Linked DNA regions of Homo sapiens: all the other regions are linked to region 1. A link is a contact called in ENCODE Hi-C or POLR2A ChIA-PET data. All regions are on one chromosome and are shown on one strand. Each heading gives the region's core, a stretch centred on a gene start or an enhancer-like site at or near the end of the contact. The rest is flanking DNA. Distances are from core to core; before and after follow the strand shown.

The links. Hi-C counts contacts between places; a loop is a spot of excess contacts on that map. ChIA-PET counts read pairs that join two places held with the same protein, here RNA polymerase II (POLR2A). Pooled maps may share reads with other maps.
Region 2: a loop to region 1 is called in a pooled map, with 7 times the contacts of the local background. The contact joins the promoter of MED11 here to the promoter of ANKFY1 in region 1. A Hi-C loop is called at or near these places in 6 of 50 pooled maps.
Region 3: POLR2A ChIA-PET joins it to region 1 with 12 read pairs in HEK293. The contact joins the enhancer-like site here to the promoter of ANKFY1 in region 1. POLR2A ChIA-PET finds 5 or more read pairs at or near these places in 2 of 52 experiments (HEK293 and activated CD4-positive, alpha-beta T cell).
Region 4: a loop to region 1 is called in a map of CD8-positive, alpha-beta T cell, with 10 times the contacts of the local background. The contact joins the promoter of NCBP3 here to the promoter of ANKFY1 in region 1. A Hi-C loop is called at or near these places in 1 of 168 maps with a recorded cell type or tissue (CD8-positive, alpha-beta T cell) and 9 of 50 pooled maps. POLR2A ChIA-PET finds 5 or more read pairs at or near these places in 2 of 52 experiments (CD4-positive, alpha-beta T cell and activated CD8-positive, alpha-beta memory T cell).

What each region holds. Positions count from the first base shown.
Region 1 is chr17:4,262,254-4,265,454 of GRCh38, reverse strand. It overlaps ANKFY1 (ankyrin repeat and FYVE domain containing 1), which reads left to right and starts at 1,476. Exons shown (of 25, transcript NM_001330063.2): 1 at 1,476-1,523. The coding sequence starts at 1,514. RefSeq lists an enhancer at 1,290-1,379 and a silencer at 2,030-2,179.
Region 2 is chr17:4,730,178-4,733,378 of GRCh38, reverse strand. MED11 (mediator complex subunit 11) reads right to left here and starts at 1,951. Exons shown (of 3, transcript NM_001001683.4): 1 at 1,805-1,951; 2 at 1,473-1,603; 3 at 1-329. The coding sequence starts at 1,889. The coding sequence ends at 192. RefSeq lists enhancers at 1,955-2,004, 1,296-2,115, 2,015-2,154.
Region 3 is chr17:4,678,086-4,681,286 of GRCh38, reverse strand. All of the region lies in intron 5 of PELP1 (proline, glutamate and leucine rich protein 1), which reads left to right. Among named protein-coding and RNA genes, the nearest start is that of PELP1, 24 kb to the left of the region's middle. Within about 2 kb of position 1,451, at least 5 of the 41 ENCODE cell types and tissues checked have a DNase peak (open chromatin) inside an H3K27ac peak, as active enhancers do.
Region 4 is chr17:3,844,633-3,847,833 of GRCh38, reverse strand. It overlaps NCBP3 (nuclear cap binding subunit 3), which reads left to right and starts at 1,588. Exons shown (of 13, transcript NM_001114118.3): 1 at 1,588-1,793. The coding sequence starts at 1,611. RefSeq lists silencers at 1,300-1,419, 1,600-1,889.

The sequences.
Region 1 (3,201 bases), core at 227-2,726:
TCTGAAAAAAAAAAAAAACAAAAAACAAGAAAGGTCTCATGCTATTCAGCTATGTTACTGTTTAGCCCTCCATTTTGCAATTGTCTTAACTAATCGTATAGTCCTCCCCACATTCACCAAAGATTTTAGCTCCTGATGCTCCTTTCCTTTCCTACCTCTAAATCCCAACATCTAATTTTCCTGCCTTCTCACTTCCACTTCAGCCACTCTATTCCGTGGCTCTGTCCTGGACTTTTTTTTTTTTTTTTTGAGACAGAGTCTCACTCTGTTGCCCAGGCTGGAGTGCAGTGGCACAATCTTGGCTCACTGCAACCTCTGCCTCCCGGGTTCAAGCGATTCTACTGCCCCAGCCTCCCGAGTAGCTGGGATTACAGGCATGCACCACCACGCCCGGCTAATTTCTGTATTTTTAGTAGAGACGGGGTTTCACCATGTTGGCCAGGCTGGTCTTGAGCTCTAGACTTCAGGTGATTCACCCTCCTCGGCCTCCCAAAGTGCTGGGATTACAGGCGTGAGCCACCACGCCCGGCCTGTCCTGGACTTTTCTCATCTCCTAGTGCTACTTCACTATGAACCTGTTTGCCACTTTAACCACCAAGCTCTCACAACATTGCCTGCACTGCACTGGCCTTCAATTATCAGAGACCTGCAGTTTCGTGGCTCCTCCATCAGTCCCTAGCCAGTCTGTATCCCACGTTTGATGGCCTGGGCTGTCGTCTCATAGCACCCTCAATTTATTTTGGGCAATGCAATCCCAAGCCCTGGATAAATGCTATAATTCAAAATATCTGCTACTGCAGCCTGGTGGCTGAGTTCTAGAAAAAAGTGATCCATCAACACATACATGAGGCACATGAAACCAGGCCTTCCAACTTCAGCGTCCTCTTCCAAAGTTTCTTTGCTCTTCTTGGTCTCCTTCCTTGTCTCATAACTTCACCCATAAAATCGATGTCATCAAACGATCTCCCTGATTTTCTTCCCCCCTATATATCTGCACGCATGTTCTTGTTTCCTACCGTTTTAGTGGAATAACAGGTGACCTGCCTCTAGTCTAAATTTAATCCGTTTTCCTGAGTTCTGCATCGCATGCAGAGCATCCTACCTCCCCAGGGACCTCTCCACTGACTCCTTTCTCCCAGCCTCTCCTTTCTTTACAAACCTAAGGACCAACAAACCCCCTCTCTCGACCCTCTCATTGCCAAGCTTCTCCAGAGTAGTCTGCATTCGTTGTGTCATCCTTTTCGGTGCCCTGCCAAGGACGTGGAATATGACAGGGCTCAGTCAGTGCTTAATAAATCTCGAGCCTCAAAAATACCCGGTAAAAAGAAACCCGGCTCTCCGCTTCCCCCAGAGTCCAGCAACCCCCTCCGCTTTCATTCACCCACTTTCCTACCCTCGGCTCCGCCTTTTGCCGCGCCTCCCGCGATTCTCGCGAGACTTGGTGATTCCGTTCCGCACCGCCCCGGTTGAGCCGCGCACTTCTCGCGAGGTTGCAGGCAGTGCCGGGCCAGACATGGCGGAAGGTAGGGTTTTTTTGTGGAGCCGCGCGGGAAGACACGGAGCTGTGGGGGCGCTGCTGGCCGTGCGAAGCTGCCGTGGGAGGGGAAGGCCGGGCGTGGTTGCATGGGGGCTCCGCGGGTCTCGCGAGCCTTCCTGTCTAGCCTCTCCGGAGCTTCTCGGGCCGGGGTCCGGAGCGCGGTTCCTATGACAACGTCCCTCCCGCGATGCCGACCCCGCGGGACTGCGGCCGGCTGCGGAGCCGGGCTGGCAGGTCCCGCGCCGGTGCTGCGTGCAGCCGCGGGGCCCCGAGGGCAGCACGGGAGGCTCTTGATTGCCGGCGGTGCCGGGACGCCGGGGGAAGTAAGCCTTCTCCTTAGGAAATCGAAACTGCTGTCCTGGCACGTTCTGCATCCGGAAGGGGTCCATCCCTCGCTTGCGGAAGAGCGTGGGTCTCCTCGGGCTGGGTTGGGGTGAGGTGGGGTGGGGTGGGGGCGAGGCAGCAGCGAGCTGGCCCACGCTTCAGGCGGGCGCACTGGCGGCTCCGGCTCTGCTGCAACCCCAGCCTTCAGGCCAGGCGTACAGATGAAGACGGGAGGAAGGGGTTTGCGGGAAGGGAGTTGGCCAAGGTCACACTGCTCACAAGAGGGCTGCTCAAACCAGACCTCTGTGCCTTTGCCTCCCCGTCCAGTGCCTACCCTCTGGTCTCGTGCACTTTTCATGACATTGCAGCTTAAGGCACTCTGGTCTCTCAGAGTCTGCCTGTCTTAATGTAGCAGTAATTAGAAGCCTTCATTGTCAAAGCCTTATTGTACACGTAGGGGGAAAGAAGGCCCAGAGACGGGGAGTTACCTGTCAGGAATCGTGCAGGGACATTGTTGGATCTGGGCAGCCTGGTTCTCCTCTTCACCCCATTATTGGAGAACAGTATTCCTTATTTGACCTTTGTTTATTGAGTGACTGCAGTGTGCTTGGCCACGACCTTTCCTGTTGGTTTTGAGCTTTGACTGAACCCATCACTTGATGGATCTTAGATTTGGGCAGCACCTGACAGTTGGTCGGCTTTTCTCATTTGCATTAGACTTCAGATAACCTCGTGAAGGAGGCCTGGCGTGTGTATTTGCCTTTATTGATAAAGGAATTTAGGCAAAGTTACAGAGATAGCTGTGACTGACACCCAGTTGGTTTTGGGGGGTGTGTGTGTGTGTTTTGAGATAGGGTCTCGCTCTGTCCCACCGGCTGGAGTACAGTGGCGCGGTCACGGCTCACTGTAGCTTCAGTCTCCTGGGCTCAAGCGATCCTTCTGCCTCAGCCTCCTGAGTAGCTGGGACCAGGGGCGCTCGCCACCACACCCGGCTAATTAAAAAGGGGTGTGTGTGTGTGTAGACAAGGTCTTGGCCCCGTGTGGTGGCTCGCGCTAGTAATTTCAGCACTTTGGGAGGCCGAGGTGGGAGGATCGCTTGAGGCCAGGAGTTCAAGAGCAGCCTGGGCAACATGGCGAAACCTCGTATCTACAAAAAATACGAAAGTTAGCCAGGTGTGGTGGCACGTGTCTGTAATTCCAGGTACTCGGGAGGATGAGGCACAAGAATCGCTTGAACCCGGAAAACGGAGGTTACAGTGAGCTGAGATCGTGCTACTGCACTCCAGCCTGGAGTGAATGGAGTGATGGCGGGTGCCTGTGGTCCTCGCAGTAATACTAGG
Region 2 (3,201 bases), core at 702-3,201, 470 kb before region 1:
AGAGGCCAAAGCATAGCTGTGGGCAGGCTCGGGCTTCAGTTTTTCCATGCCCACCATTTGCCCCTTTGTCCTAGGGTACTTTGACCAGCAGGGTATGTTGGTGCTCATACTCCCCACCCTACATGTTCCCAGGTTCTGTCCCATGGCACAGGTGATGGTCTCCCTCTCAGCTCTGGGTCCATCTCCCTGGCCTAGTTCTCCAGCATCTGCTCACAGGTTCGAGCCACATCACTGAGCTTGAGGCGGGCATAGTCCACTCGCTTCAGAGCCATCTGACAGTCCTTCCTCGAAGAGTAGCTGGAGCCCTCATGGGGCTGCCCTGTGGCCACCTACAAGACAGACTATCAATGGAGCACCATCTCCTTTACCCTAACTCCAACCAGGCATCAGGTCTCGTCTCATTTCTTCCCTGAGTTTGAATTTGTTAGGCCATCTGGTAGCTGGGTAAATAAATCATTTAACTTATGTTAATCTTGTCTGTAAAATGGGGGTGACAATAACTACTTCCTAGAGTTGTTGAGGATTAGATAAAGTAATGCAGAGTATCTGGCACACCGTAAAAATTAGTAATGGTAGTGGTCCCTGCGACGATTTCAGAACCTTCTCAATCCTGTCCCTCTTCTCAGGATATAAGGATTTGGGACCTCGTGGCCTGGAGGTCAGGCCAAGTTTCCAGTGACAAAGTTCTGTAGTTCTAGCATTATTTACACATCTTCTGCTAGGCACATGTGATGTTACCCAGTGAGGTATGCAGGGCCACCTTTAATTCTTTCATTTTATTATTTATTATTTTTTGAGACAGAGTTTTTGCTCTGTTACCCAGGCTGGAGTGCAATGGCATGATCTCGGCTAAGTACAACAACCTCCGCCTCCTGGGTTCAAGCGATTCTCCTGCCTCAGCCTTCCAAGTAGCTGGGGTTACCGGTACTCACCACCAAGCCCGGCTTTTTTTTTTTTTGAGACAGTCTTGCTTTGTCACCCAGGCTGGAGTGCAGTGCTGCAATCTTGGCTCACTGCAACCTCCACCTCCTGGGTTCAAGCGATTCTCCTGCCTCACCCTTCCAAGTAGCTGGGATTACAGGTGCCCGCTACCAGCCCAGCTAATTTTTGTATTTTTAGTAGAGACGGAGTTTCACCATGTTGGCCAGGCTGGTCTCGAACTCCTGACCTCAGATGATCCACCCGCCTCAGCCTCCCAAAGTGCTGGGATTACAGGAGTGAGCCACCGAGCCTGGCCTAATTTTTATATTTTTAGTAGAGACGAGGTTTCACCGTGTTGGCCAGGCTGGTCTCGAACTCTGTCAAGCCACTGCGCCCGGCCCATTCTTTCCTTTTAGAGGAAGAAACCCGCTCTGGATGGCCGGCTGGGGAGGTCTGGTCCTGCCCAGTTAATGCTCCACCCTGGATCACCCAAGCCTGAGGCTTTGACCCAGAGCTGGGGTTCGCTCGCAGAACCCCCCAGACACACCGACCTGGGTGAGGTAGCGGATCTGAGCTGACAGCTCCGCCTCCACGTGTTGCACTGAAGCGGTGAAGGCCGCCGCCTGCCGGTCTAGGAGCCGCTCGTTAGTTTTTTCCTTGGACAATTCTAGGATCACAGTACCTGCCAGGGCGGAGAGAGGGCGGGGACACACGGAGACTGCCAGTGTAGCCTCTCCCTAGGCCAGCCCCTCTCAGTCCCGCCCTTTCGCTGCGCACGCACGTAGGATTCCCTCCCCAACCCTGCTCCAAGTCCCAGGTCAGGCTGCCAGTGCAGCCCGGTCACGCTTTCGCTCCCCGCTGTCCAGGTTGTCGCATCCCGAACCTGCATTCTGAAGGATGGCGCCGATTTCCCGTTCAATGTCTTCCAGAGCGCGTAGTCTCTCGTTCGCCAGGCTGTAGGTAGCCATTATCACTCTGGGAATTCTCACCAAGAGTTTCTCCTCAGAAACGCGACGCTTGTTCCGGAAGTGGCTCTCGGTGTGCGCCTGCGCAGAGGGCACCGTGTAGCGAGCACTACGATTCCCAGGATGCTCAGCGCAGCCTCGCCTCCTCGGTCCGCTTGATGAACTACAACTCCCAGGGCCCGCTGCGCCTCAGCCACAGGACCACCCGTAGTCAGAGGCGACAGTGGAATATCCCCTAGCCCGAGGCCATTCAGACCTGTCCATCTTCTTGACACTGTCTGTGGCCTCTAGTTTATTCTACACAAGTTTATTTATTTATGAGACAGTCTTACTCTGTCGTCCAGGTTGGAGTGCAGTCGCAAGATCTCCCTCCCTGCAACCTCCACCTCCCAGGTTCAAGCGATTCTCCTGCTTCAGCTTCCCGGGTGCCTGGGATTATAGGCGCCCGCCACCACGCCCGGCTGATTTTTGTATTTTTAGTAGAGACGGGGTTTCACCATGTTGGCCAGGTTGGTCTCGAACTCGACCTCAAGCGATCCACCCTCTTCGGCCTCCCAAAGTGCTGGGATTACAGGCGTGAGCTGAATCTTAAAGGTGAACTACGTGGATGAAAGCTTGTAGTGGAAAAGGGAGACGGCATAGGCAACAGCATGGTGCTGTGACGGGAACAGCGCATGTGGAGTCCAGCAAGGGATTCTGCCTGCCTGGAGTGAACGGAGCGTGGTGGGGGTTAGGTATGACAATGGTGAGGCTGGAGAGAGGAGCGGAATCAGGAAAAGGCTTGCAAGCTATGTACTTTGGACTTGAGTCTGAAGACATTTGAGCCTTTAAAGGGTTTTTAAGAAGTGTGTTATGACCAGAATTACCTTTTTTGGAAAGATCGTTTGTAACAGTTTATAGTAGATTATCAAGAATGAAACTAGTTTGCCCAAGGTTAGCACATGAAGGTTAGACTCAGTTAAACTGAATGGTCTAGCCTGGGGAACATAGTGAGATACTGTCTTTATAAAAAAATTTGGGGGCTGGGCATGGTGGCTCACTCCTGTAATTTCAGCTCTTTGGGAGGCTGAGGTGGGAGGATCACTTGAACTAAGGACTTCGAGACCAGCCTGGGCAATATAGTGAGACCCCATCTCCTATATTTAAAAAATAAAGGCTGGGTTTGGTGGCTCACACCTGTAATCCCAGCACTTTGGGAGGCCGAGGCGGGTGGATCACCTGAGGTCAGGAGTTCGAGACCAGCCTGACCAACATGGAGAAACCCCGTCTCTACTAAAAATACAGAATTAGCTGGGCATGGTGGCGCATGCCTGTA
Region 3 (3,201 bases), core at 202-2,701, 420 kb before region 1:
TCTTGAACTCCTGGCCCCACGTGATCCTCCCGCCTCGGCCTCCCAAAGTGTTGGGATTACAGGCATGAGCCACCTGTGCACCCAGCCTTTACTTTATTCTTGAAGGTCTTGTAATTTTCTCTGGGAATGCTTTCTGACATATCACTTCCCTAGGACAATTGCCCTAACACTTCTTTCTGTGTATATTCCTGTTTAAACTCCCTCTGTCGCTTCCTGACCCCTTCCTCCCAGTTGTCATGACACATACAAGGTGACTACAAAAGAGCCTTAGTAGGTCAGACAGGCAGGTCAGGGTGTATGTGGGTCAGATGATGGAGGAGGTCAGGAGAAGAATTACAGTGTTGTTTTTAGGGAGATACAATAACAAACATGAATGGTTTACAAATTCTGCCTAAGCAGTCACAGTTAAAGGGCCATTCGTAATTGGCACATTTGTTGTTTGCAGTATAATTGGATGCCAACTATACCTAAGAACAAGTAGGTATTCCCCTGTAGATTAAATGTTCTCTTATTTTGTTATATTCACCATTGGTTTGACAAACGATCGGACACCTGCTTACTCAGATGGAAACACAAATCTCTAGAGAGCTGGAATTTGTGGCAAATTAGTAATTTTTTGTTTAACTGGTGGAGTTAACTGTATTTGCCATTAGTATTGTTAGTTAAGGGGGAGTTTGCTATTCAGGTTGTCTTGAAAGTGAGATTATGAGGCTGGGCGTGGTGGCTCATGCCTGTAATCCCAGCACTTTGAGAGGCCAAGGCGGGCAGATTGCATGAGCTCAGGAGTTTGAGACCAGCCTGGGCAACACAGTGAAACCTCGCCTCTACTAAAATACAAAAAATTAGCCAGGCGTGGCGGTGTGTGCCTGTAGTCCCAGTTACTTGGGAGGCCGAGGCAGGAGAATTGCTTGGACCCAGGAGGCGGAGGTTGCCATGAGCCGAGATCGCACCACTGTACTCCAGCCTGGGTGACAGAGTGAGACTCTGTCTCCAAAAAAAGAAAGAAAATGAGATTAATGTGGTTCTGTGACCAAAGCAAGAAAGTAAGTTCTTGGAGGGAAAGGGAACTGGTCTTTAGTGGGTGCCCACTGTGCCATTCACTCTCCTGAGTGTCTAAGATGTGTTGTGTCATTTTATCATTGTAATTATTCTGTGGAATTTGTATCACTGCATTTTACAGAGGAGAAAACCAGCTGAGAGGGACTTAAGTGACGTAACCAAAGGTTATATTATCTGGTAATTGTAAAACCAGGGCAGGTAGCAGCTCTAGTCAATTGTTAGTGGCTGTGTAGCTCGCTGGCCTGGGAAGGACTGTGAGTCAGAGTTCCATCGGCCTGAGCGCTGTGATCAGGGAGTGATGCCTGCAGTGTCGTTAGTAACTGGTTACTCGCAGTATCTGAAAAGTGCCTGAGCAGATGCTAGTTCTGAGTGAGCGAGGGGTTGTGTCCTTGCTGGTTCCTTCTTTTCATGTGAATGCCTCTAATCACAGCTAATAGAATCTTTGGGTAGGCAGGGCAGGACATTTTGTCAAGAAGGTATTTGGAGTGACTCATCGATTTTATTAAAGATTAGCAGAGGTTATTTACTGAGGTTTTACTAAGTTTAGTAAAAACTGGTTATCTTGTCAAATGTTCTGTAAGTTAACCTCTCAAATGACACAGGCCAGCAGTTTGTCCCTGAACAAAGGTTTGGTTTTACTGCAAAAGTGTATTTTGATTCAGCTCTGTTAGGTATTATCTTTATCTACCTGCATCCCCCATGAAAGTGGAGGGGAAATTGAGTGTTACTTAACAGGATAGAAGTGTGAATAGTAAGAGTTAAGGAGACTAGAATGCTAAGTGTTCTTCTGCTGTTGCTTTTTTATTTTCAGTGTGAGTAGTCAGGAGAATTTATCTGTAATTCTCAACCTTTTGTCAGACAGTTGAACTTAAGGCCTGCATTTTGAGTACCCTTTCCAAACTAACAAATGTTCCTGTGTCCTTCCAGGGAGTGTCTTACCTTTATTTCCCTAAGAATCAAGTGCCATCTGCCAGGAGTTTGAGATCAGCCTGGCCAACATGGTGAAACCCTACCTCTACCAAAAATACAAAAAAATTAGCTGGGTGTGGTGGTGTGTGCCTGTGGTTCCAGCTACTTAGAACATTGAGGCAGGAGATCCCCTGAAGCTGGGAGGCAGAGGGTGCAGTGAGCTGAGATCGTGGCACTGCACTCTAGCCTGGGTAACAGAGTGAGACCCTGTCTCAAAAAAAAAAAAGGTCATCTGGAGAACTTCCCTCTGTTGAGGGTGTTGAGGGTTTTGGCTTTGTCGGTTGCCAGCACTTCAGATAAGAATCTGTCATGCAGAGGCTCCAGGGGCAATTTGCACTTGGAAAATCTCGCAGACTAGTACTTAGGAAAACTGATAACTGCCGTTTTGAAGTGTCTGTGTTTTCTGTTACATTCCCCGGATACTCTCAGGGTAATTGTAGACTCCAAGCTCAGGATTACTACTCCCAAGTAATGTGAATCAAGCATTCTGAGTCCATGAGGTCAATTCCTGCAGAGACTTGAACTCACTTCCTCGTCCTTGCCACATTGATGAGCAGTTCCTCGGAATGGGTGGGAAGACTGACCTACTCTTGAGAGAGCCCCAGGACATGCTGTGTGTGTGCGCGTTTTGAGTGAACTGTTCCAAGCGAGTCATTGCTTTGGTTTGCTTTGTGGGTCAGCCAGGGTAACCTGTGGTTAGAGCCGTGTCGCTTCACCGTACACTGCTTTATTGCAGTCACATAAGCAGACTTCTGTTGGCTTCAGTCCAGCTTTTTGAGCCGTTTTTGGAGATAGGGTCTCGCTCTGTGACCCAGGAGTGCAGTGTTAAGATTGTAGCTCACTGTAACCTTGAACTCCTGGGCTCAAGTGATCCTCCCACGTCAGTCTCCCAAGTAGCTAGGACTACAGGTGTGCACCACTAGGATGTCTCGGGGAAAGCGTGAGCCTGCTCTTTCCCCTTCTCTGTATGTTGCCAGTGTTGGCTCCAGATTCTTGTTTTTCCATATGCTTGTCTTGTTATCCTTACTAATTCTTTTTTTTTTCTGAGACAGAGTCTTGCTCTGTCACCCAGGCTAGAGTGCAGTGGCGTGATCTCGGCTCACTGCAACCTCCGCCTCCTGGGTTCAAGCAATTCTCCTGCCTCAGCCTCCCAAGTAGCTGGGATTACAGGTG
Region 4 (3,201 bases), core at 339-2,838, 420 kb after region 1:
GATCTGCCCGCCTTGGCCTCCCAAAGTGTTGGGATTACAGGCATGAGCCACCGTGCCCGGCCTCAACCCAATTTTTAAAAGTACTTTGTGTCCCATTCATCAAATAAAACTAGTCCTCTAAAGAGCTCTGTCTTGTGTTTATCCTGTGGTTTAGCCCAAATTTAAGAAAAACTGTGATGTACTGCACCCCTTCTGTTGGACCCTGTATCTACATATAAATTATCACATTTAACCCTCACAACCTCCTTTGTAGGTAGGTAATGGTCCATTTTACTGATGAAGGAACTGAGACTCCAAAGTGCTAAGCAGCTTGCCTAAGGTCACACATGGTGGATGGGGCCCGGCCAGCCAGCTCGAAACCCAGGTGTGTCTGATGCTGACCATGCTCTTCCTTGGTTTATCATTATTTGCTCCTCCATGGTCAGAGCTGGTAGGGCCTCAGGGCCTCAGAGACTGTAGGGTCTCACCTATGCCCTCCTCAGATGGGAAAACAGACCCAAAAACCTGTCCAAGGTTACCCAGGGAGGAAGATGCAAAATCAGGACTCAGGCCGGGCGCGGTGGCTCATGCCTGTAATCCCAAGACTTTGGGAGGCCGAGGCGGGTGGATCGCTTGAGGTTAGGAATTCGAGACCAGCTTAGTCAACATGGTGAAACCCTGTCTCTACAAAAAAAAAAAAAAAAAAGAAAGAAAGAAAGAAAGAGGAGAGGGAGGAAGGAAGGAAAAGAGAAAGAAAGAAAAGAAGAAAGAAAGGAAGGAAGAAAGGAATAAAGAAAGAAAGAAAGAAAGAAAAAGAAAATCAGGACTCAGAACAGCAGCTGATCAGTGACACCCTCGGGACGCGTAGACAACCCCTCTCCCCCACCAGGCTCTCGTTAGAAATATCCGCCGGAAACTATGCTCACAGGTCTACAGTGGATGGCACCCTCAGGAGTCAGGAAATCGGCGTCCAAGTTCTGGCCTTTGGGCAGGTCTCTCCCTCTTGGAGTCTCAATTTTTGTGTATGTAACATGGGCCAATTTTGGGGAGACTTTTAAGAGACAAAGACTGGCAAGGCAAGTAACTTTATAAACCTACAGATTGTCCAGAGGTGATATATCAAGGCTCATTGTAAACTCTGGAAGACTTAGATCCAGCTTTTATCCCTTAAATGGCGTCACCTTGGGTCAATTTCTATGCCTCAGTTTCCTCATATATGAAATGGGGGTCAAAATAGGATCTACTTCATAGAGTTGTTCTAAGGGTTCGAGCGCTTGGAAGTGTCTGGCCCATAGTGATCACTCAGGAAAGTTGGCTTTTAGTACAGCTTTAGCCTCAAGGCGTAGCTACATTGTAACCCTTGACTACCCCGGTCTCCTCCAAGCTCCGTAGTTCCCGCAGGCCCCGCCCCCGTCCCCGCTCAGTCCCGCCTTCTCCTCCCCAGGTCCCGCCCGCGCAGCCGGCCCGGTTTTCTCCCGCCACCAGGGGGCGGCGGCGCTAAGGGCGGCCTTCTGGGCCGAAGCCGGCGACGCTCTAGGTAGCTGCGGCGGCTCCTCTGTGGCCAGTGGCAGCGGCGCTCTAGCCGGCGGCCGTGAGGGGCGGGCTCTCAGTGGTGCGGCCGGCAGGCAGCGATGGCGGCCGTACGGGGCCTGCGGGTGTCGGTGAAGGCGGAGGCCCCGGCGGGGCCGGCCCTGGGGCTCCCGTCCCCTGAGGCGGAGTCCGGTGTTGACCGTGGCGAGCCGGAGCCCATGGAGGTGGAGGAGGGCGAGCTGGAAATCGTGCCTGTGCGGCGCTCGCTCAAGGAACTGATCCCGGTACGGGCGGGGGTCGGGGGGTAAGGAAGAGGTCGCGGGGCTAGTGTCTAGCGCCGGAGGGGGCCGGAAGGGGCGGTGGCCGGAGCCCCAGCCGGGGAAGTCAAGGGAGCGGGAGAGGAGGGAGCCAGCGTCCTGGGAACGGGAACGCCGGGCTGGAGGAGGGACGCGGAGCGGGAGAAAGGACGCCGGGGCGCCGGAAATGGGTGTTGAGGGGGCTGGGGGGTGGTGGCGGAGAGCTGGGAGGGAGTTGAGGACCCCCCTCCGCTGCCCCCTCTGAGCCGCGCTGTGCAAGGAGGTGAGTGAGGAGGGGCTGGAAGGATGAGATAAAGGGGGAGCCCTGGGCGGGAACAGAACCAGGGGCAGCCCAGAAGGAGCTGTTGGGTGGCGCCAGCAACCAGGTCTCCTTGTGGGTCTTGCCCCGGAGGAATTTGTATCTGGGAAACATGGCACTCGCTCTTTGTCTTGAGAGGGCTGCACTTGTCAGCAGCAGAAACTCACTGTTTCTGTCGTGACTTCGGGGTCATCTTGCCCCCCCCGCAGCTCCAGTGACACCTACACCGTGGCCCCAGCATCTGACTCTTAATGAAAGCAAACTAGCAGACGACCAATAGACATCCTTGGTCCCTCCTTTACCGCGCTGGGGATGGTGAGAGGTGTTTTGCTTGTGACTTGGTGGCTGTATATCCAGTTCTCAGAGCTGGTTTCAGGCCTGGATGACTCCTCTTAATTTCTCACCTAACATGAATTACTTTTGACCACATGTCAACATATTTAGACTGAAGTTATGGAGAAAGGTTAAAGTATGATCGCTAGAGATGGCAAACGTTATAATTATGATTAACAACAGCTAATATAGTAGCATTTACCATTCACTATATTGTGTCACTTAAATATACTGGCCGTGCACGCCTTTAGTGCCAGCTATTCAGGAGTCTAAGTTCCAGACCAGCCTCAGCAATATAGCAAGACCCCTTTGAGGTCCCCCCTTTCCCCTCTCCCCATCTCAAAAACAAAACCAAAATAAATAAATATTACTGCAGTTGTGAAGCAGGTGTTATCATCCCTTTAGTCATTCAGTTCAACATGGTTTTTGTTTTGTTTTGTTTTGAGACGGAGTTCGCTCTTGTTGCCCAGGCTGGAACGCAATGGCGCGATCTCGGCTCACCGCAACTTCCGCCTCCCGGGTTCAAGCCATTCTCCTGCCTCAGCCTCCTGAGTAGCCAAGTACAATGGCCTGATCTTGGCTCACCGCAACCTCCGCCTCCTGGGTTCAAGCTACTCTTCTGCCTCAGCCTCCCAAGTAGTTGAGATTACAGGGATGTGCCACCGTGCCCGGCTAATTTTGTATTTTTAGTAGAGACGGGGTTTCTCCATGTTGGCCAGGCTGGTCTCGAACACCTGACCTCAG